Regions from separate parts of the Mus musculus genome. Here region 2 is linked to region 1. A link is a contact called in ENCODE Hi-C data. All regions are on one chromosome and are shown on one strand. The core of a region is the stretch at or near the end of the contact, and the rest is flanking DNA. Distances in the headings are between cores, read along the strand shown.

Region 1 (3,442 bases), core at 614-3,113:
CTCTTTATTCTGCCTCTTGGATTAAAGTCAAGATGCCATATAGAAGCTGCCTAGCTTCTTGAACATCACTCACTTACATGTGAAGTTCACTGTAAATAAAGACATCAACTATCCTTTAGGAGCCTTTGCTTTTCTTGGGAAGGGACGTTTGCACTTTTTGCATCTTATAGTTCTGAGTAGGAACTGAAAATTGAGCAGAAATGGGAAGGTGCACACTTTTTTACAAGAATCAAGCTCCTCTGGGTTGCCCTGACACGACTGATAAGTCTCATTTGCAAAGTATTTCTATTTGGGTTTTAATGGGGTTTCACAAAAGAGTACACATTTATAAATAGAAACACTGACAAAAATTGAGCTTATTTTAGAACGTGGAATGCAAGGAAAGAATAGTTGCCAAGTGGAGAGACATGTATGTATCCTGGGGCTGGGCTGTCGCTCACTAGCCAGTGACCTCCTACCCTTAAGCAGAACATTTGCTAGCTACATCTGAGCTGCTACAGACAAGGTTAGACAAGGAGAAAACCAAACGTTCATTCCATAGTTACTACAGTCACCAAGTAAGCCAGCAATGGTGGGTTCAAATGGTATGCAACAAGAAGGGCTTAGCTCTACCTCCAAAGATGCTCAGTTTGATTATCTCAAAGTGGAGCTAGACAAGGGTCTCCTCATCTGAGACTTGAATAAAAGATTCTAGGTACAGCCCCCCACCCCCAATCCCTGGCACATTTCAGGGTTTTTCTTAGAAAAGTCCATAATGGATTTACAGTCATGAATCCCCCACGACCAAAATGCTCTGGCTCTCAGGATTTCCCCGATCCGCTTCCTAAAGCCATCTCTGCCAGGCTGTCTCCCACAATCTAATTAAACTCTACAATGGAGTTGACCATTCATTCCATGGTTAGCCCAGTATGCACTGCTTAGCACGGTTGCTCTCCAATACCTTTCCTTACAGTTCCCACCCACTAAGTAGAAAACAACAGCTTGCCTTGGAAAAGAGAAGAACCAGAGGGATGGGAGAGAAGTCCTGCTCCTTTAACCCTTTGCCATCACTTGAGCCCACTGCAGAGCCTTGAAGTTTCCTGATTGCACTTTCCCCATTCTGTAAGCAACCCTGGGCTCCAAAATCCCAACGTTTCCTCTTCTTGGTGCTTTGGAGTCATCTCTTATAAGAAAGCATGACCACACCGCAGCCACTGTCTGGTGTGAGCCTAAGGTCTGAGGTTTCCCACTTCTACCTGTTGCTCCTATCACCCTTGCTTTTCACTGGACCGGTGTTCTTTGTCTGCCAATGATGTACATGTGAGAGTCGTTTTCCTCAGCAGAAGTATAGGTCAAGTGTCCCAGAGCTTTGGTCCCTAGCCTGGGTCTTTGCCAGAAGGGTAGCCACATAAACCAGCTACTCAGAATTTTAGCCTGAGTCCAGGAAGCTGACTATGGACATAGCAGGTGCCTTTAGCTTCTGGTTTCCATAGAAACTAGTGTAGATGGGACAAATCCTTGTAGCCCAAGGCTCAGGGAACTCAACAGGTTTCTTCCTCTTTGAAAGACACAGTGGAAACCCAGAGGCACTCTCCTTAAAGAAGAGGCAACTGAACAGCACTCCCCAGCCCTTGGCTTCTCCATCCATGGGGCTCTGCTGATTCCAAACTGCTAAACACAAGACTCAAACCCTTTAAACAAATGGACACTCACCTGTTCCGTAGCTCAACTCAAAAGCCAGGGAGAGAAACAGAAGTATTCTCCAGGAAAGGGATCCTTTGGGATCCATTAGCCAGCAATCGCAGACAGGGTCCCCAGCTGTGAGCTCAGCTCAGCTCAGCTCGGCAGGACAGCTGCTTACTGTTACCCCCAAGGAAGAAGCTCTGATCGTCGAAGTGCTGCCTCTGCTGACAAGTTCCTGAACCAGCTTCCTGTCTCAACCGGGTTTTTTTTTTTTTTTCTACTTGAGCCTCCAGGATTGCTCATTTATGATCAGGCTTAAATCACTTTATCACTTCATTGTTCTTGAGAAGCCAAAGTCAGGTGTTCAGACCCATGGGAGTTGGGAAAGGGGCTGTAATGTCACATCAGTCAAACCCTGGCTTGGGGAAGAAGTGTGATTCCCCCCCCACCCCTCTTTTTTTCTAAGCTGTTTCCAGGAAATGGGTGTCACAAGTTCTTTGAGCAGATCTGTCTGGTAAACTCTTCTTGGATCCTAAGAAAAAAACGGACATTGAGTAGACCACCTACAAATTAGGGAATCCAGAGCTCAACTTCTATTTGTAACTTACTTGGCATGAGATGACAGGACTGTTACTTATGATTCGTTACATAATCTCATTGAATACCTGTGCAAGTGATACTTTGAGCTATAGTCACAAACTGATAGAGTAGACAGGCGTAGACATCTCTGACCAACAGCCCATTTTCCTGACAGGCACAGTGGGGCAGAATCAAGTTAGCTCTCTGTTGCCTTCAATTTAGAAGTTGTTTGTAAGGTTTGCTATGGAGAAAGGATGGAAGAAAGAACTTCCATGAACAGAACACTAGAATAGGAGCTCAAAAGGAGACTTTGAAAGGTGAGGCTGTGTGTGTGTGTGTGTGAAAGTCAAAGAACAACCCCTAGGAATCAGCTTTTTTCTTCCATCATGTGGGATCAAGTAATTAAACTCACGTTGCCAGGCCTATGCAGCAAGTATCCTTATCCACCAAGCTATCTTACTAGTCCCCAGGCTAATGCTTTTAGAATCCATTGTCATATTCACAGATAATCTACTCTTGACCCCAAAGGTCATGGGGTAGAAAGAGCTGGAGTTAGAGGAAAACTGGTCTGTAGTTCTCTTTGTTTTCTCTTCTCCTGCCTCCTGTATCCAACTTCATAATGATGTATTGGGCATGGTGTGTTCCCAGATGTGTCCTCACTGTGGTAGCTAGGAATTAACTCCACATAAGGGGTTAATATCATAGAAATTGAAAAATGATATAAATTGGAGTTTCCTTCCTTCCTCCCTCCCTCCCTCCCTCCCTCCCTCCCTCCCTCCCTCCCTCCCTCCCTCCCTCCCTTCCTTCCTTCCTTCCTTCCTTCCTTCCTTCCTTCCTTCCTTTTCCCTTTTCCTTTGTTTGTTTGTCTGATGGTTTTATTGTATTTTCTTTTTTTGAGATAGGGTCTCACTATGTAGTTCTTGCTGGCCTGGAACTCACCATGTAGACCCGACTGGTCTCCAATTCACCTGGTTCTGCTTCCCAAGTGCTGAGATTAAAAGTGTGCACCACCACACCTGGCTATTGAATCAGAGTTTTCAAGAATAATGCATGCCCTTGAGTCACACAACTCCTGGAATGCATGCTCCATCCTGTGTGCTTAGGTCAGGCCCCTCCCTCTCTTCAAAGACTTAGACTCATGTTCACTTTATTCTTCTAGGATGAACTCTTTACTTTTAAAAAATAATAGTTTTATTAGTTC
Region 2 (3,446 bases), core at 339-2,838, 1.7 Mb before region 1:
GAAATTACAAAACATTTCCTTCAGTAACTAACGCTTTAAATAGCCAAGAATAAAATAAAACAAAAAGCAAAAAAGTAGAAAAGTTGAACAACATAATTAACAACTATGTTCTGATACTTAGAAATACTTACCACACTTTCGGTAAGGGCACAAAGGTTATCACTGAGTTCCAAAGAGTAGTTACTGTATTAGTTTCTTTTTTTTCTTCAATTTTTAATATTTAAATGTATTTTATACATCAAACATATTAATAATATTGAGCATTTTGAGAATCAAATAGTCTGTAAAAATGTGTTCAACTTTTATATTGATATCCTTTCATACCCTAAAAATATCATTAATGAATATTTAATACAGGAGAACACAGTAAACAGCTATAAGCACTTAAAGAGGCAACACAAAAATCTCTTAAAGAATTACAGGAAAAAACAATCAAACAGGTAAAGGAAATGAACAAAATCATCCAAGATCTAAAAATGGAAATAGAGACAATAAAGAAATCACAAAGGGAGACAACCCTGGAGTTAGAAAACCTACAAAAGAGATCAAGAGTCATAGATGCAAGCATCACCAACAGAATACAAGAGATAGAAGACAGAATCTCAGATGCAGAAGATACCATAGAAAATATTGACAAAACAGTCAAAGAAAATGCAAAAAGCTCTTAACCCAAAACATCCAGAAAATCCAGGACACAATGAGAAGATCAAACCTAAGGATAATAGGTATAGAAGAGAGCGAAGATTCCCAACTTAAAGGGCCAGTAAAGATTTTCAACAAAAATATAGAAGAAAACTCCCCTAACCTAAACAAAAAGATGCTCATGAACATACAAGAAGTCTACAGAACTCCAAACTGGACCGGAAAAGAAATTCCTCCTGTCATAATAATCAAAACACCAAATGCACCAAACAAAAAAAGAATATTAAAAGTGGTAAGGGAAAAAGGTCAAGTAACATAAAGTCAGACCTATCAGAATTACACCAGACTTCTCCACAGAGACTATGAAAGCCAGAAGATCCTGGGTAGATTTCATATAGACCCTAAGAGAATACACATGGCAGCCCAGGCTACTATACCCAGCAAAAATCTCAATTACCATAGATGAAGAAACCAAAATATTCCATGACATAACCAAATTTACACAATATTTTCTCATAAATCCGGCCCTACAAAGTATAATAGATGGAAAACACCAACACAAGAGGGAAACTACACCCTAGAAAAAAGCAAGAAAGTAATCTTTCAAAAAAACTAAAAGAATATAGCCACACAGATATAATTCCACCTCTAACAACAAAAATAACAGGAAGTAGCAATCACTTTTCCTTAAATATCTCTTAGCAATCACTTTTCCTTAATATCTCTTTTCAGTTCCCCGCAAAAGACAGAATTGGATATGTAAACAGGACCCAGCATTTTGCTGTATTAGTTTCTTTTCTGTTTTGATAAAATGTCATGAACATTAGCAACATAGGGGAGAAGTAGGTTTTAATTTTACTTACAGGTCCATGAGGGTGGATTTCATCACGACAAGGAAAAAACCTAGCAGCTAGTTAAGGAAGCATGGCGGCAGACAGGACAGGAAGCAGGCAGGACAGGAAGCAGGCAGGTTGTGATTCTTGCTCAGACAAAGAAACAGAGTTACAAGTGAGACCGCCTATCACCTCTCACAGGCCGCCCTCAGTGACCCACTTCCTCCAATAAGGTTTCTCCAGTAAGTTCCTCCTTGTGAAAGTCCCAAGACCTTCCGGAGCCACCAGCCGGCATATATTCAAACCTCAACAGATACCATAGGAATGATCCTTCCCCCAAATTCCAGGGATTTAACTATGGAAATGGGAAAGCAGGATCCAATTGGAACTAGACTGAAATAAACTTGCTATTACCTAATAAAGTAAAGGAAATAGAGATTAAAAGCACATATAATTTTTAAAAGATGCCATGTCACTTGAACATTTGGGATTATGGAGTAACATTATCTGCTTGGCATTTCTTTCTTTTTTTTTTTTTTTTTTTTCTATTTGATTCCGTGTCTGATTTTTTTTTAATTGTTCTTTTGTGTTACTACCATGCTGGGTTTTTTTTTCCCCACATTTTTTTTATTAGATATTTTCTTCTTAGATTAAGGTTACTTAGAATTTTGAGCTCTGATGCTTTCAAGCTAACGTTACATCACAGGCTTTCTGTCATGCCATTATTCTCACCTTTTATCGAGAAATAGCTCCCTGGCCCCTATGTTTCTTCCCCCTTCAGCTAGAAATCAAAAGCCCTCTTCTAAATATAAATTCATGTCAATAAAACACCTACAGACCAACACACCCAGAAAATCAGAGTTCCTTTTAGGCTCAGTCTGGGTCAACCCTCTGAACAATATATTCTAATTCCTGCCACGGCCAAATGCACTTTCTTTTGTAAAGGTCTCAGTTGTGGTGCAATAAAAGATAACTTCTGTTCCTCAGTCAACTGAAGGTTTAGAACCAGGCTTCCTGCAGCCTTATTCTTTTCTAGAATACAGTCAATACTAATCCCTCTTTCTAACCTCAGAAACCCAGGACTCTCTTTCCTCTTAATTTACTGATTAGCAAAATGGTCCTAAAGCTTTCTCTAGAAAACTTCTGACATATCTTACTTACCTCAGGGGATTTTCTTCTCTCCAAAGCAGCCTTAGTTCTCAACTCAGGGACTGGTGTATGTCCTGAGAGTTCAAACCATCCGCCTCACAAAGATTTTCACTATGAGTAGTAGGACATGAAAATCATGAAAATCAGGTCTTGGGAGACAGAAAGCAGAAAGTACTCTCAACTATCTTCTTTCACTTTGAAGCTTGGCTAGTCCTGGCCCTATAGCTGAGTCCTAAACCCTGATGCTGGGGCAAAATAATTATATATTAAGGCTCTGCCCAAGCAAATGCTAGTTTTCAGTTTCCTTTTTACAAGCCTCAGCAGAGTTTCTCCTCCAGCTGTGAGGTCTCAACCAGAGGTATTTTAGATATAGGGAACTCCACAAAAGTTATTTCCTGCTTTACCAGGGAGTTCATAGCCTAAGGGACAAGCCCAGCCCAATGCACACCACCCACTCACTTACTGGTGGTTGGTTTTCTTTGATTTCAACATCAACACACAAAAAAGGGTGGGCTCTGCATAATCAGATCTCTTGATTGACAGGCTGCCCTCACACAGCTTCCATTACCCAACCTTGCCCTAGTGACTGTAGTGCACTTTACACTTGTAAATTGGTATGCATTGTTTGCTCAGGGAGAGGCTGGTTCTATCCTCCTGCTACTTCAGAGAATATTTGTCTTACAGTGTCCTCCAGGGCTTCTTGTCTGGGGATGTCTGGTTTTCCATCTCTGTTACAAGGAGGACAAAACAGCTCAAGAATAAAAATATGACCTTCTTAAAAACTAGGTCAATCATTTCCAACATGTTTTAACTGTGATGTAT

Evidence for each region. A loop is a pair of places that touch in the nucleus more often than their neighbours do.
Region 2: a map of T-helper 2 cell shows a loop between it and region 1 (9-fold over the local background). The contact joins the promoter of Aim2 here to the promoter of Slamf1 in region 1. A Hi-C loop is called at or near these places in 2 of 37 maps with a recorded cell type or tissue (T-helper 2 cell and regulatory T cell).

The regions. Positions count from the first base shown.
Region 1 is chr1:171,765,553-171,768,994 of GRCm38, reverse strand. Slamf1 (signaling lymphocytic activation molecule family member 1) reads right to left here and starts at 1,863. Exons shown (of 7, transcript NM_013730.4): 1 at 1,693-1,863. The coding sequence starts at 1,768.
Region 2 is chr1:173,418,746-173,422,191 of GRCm38, reverse strand. Aim2 (absent in melanoma 2) reads right to left here and starts at 1,588. Exons shown (of 9, transcript NM_001013779.2): 1 at 1,506-1,588.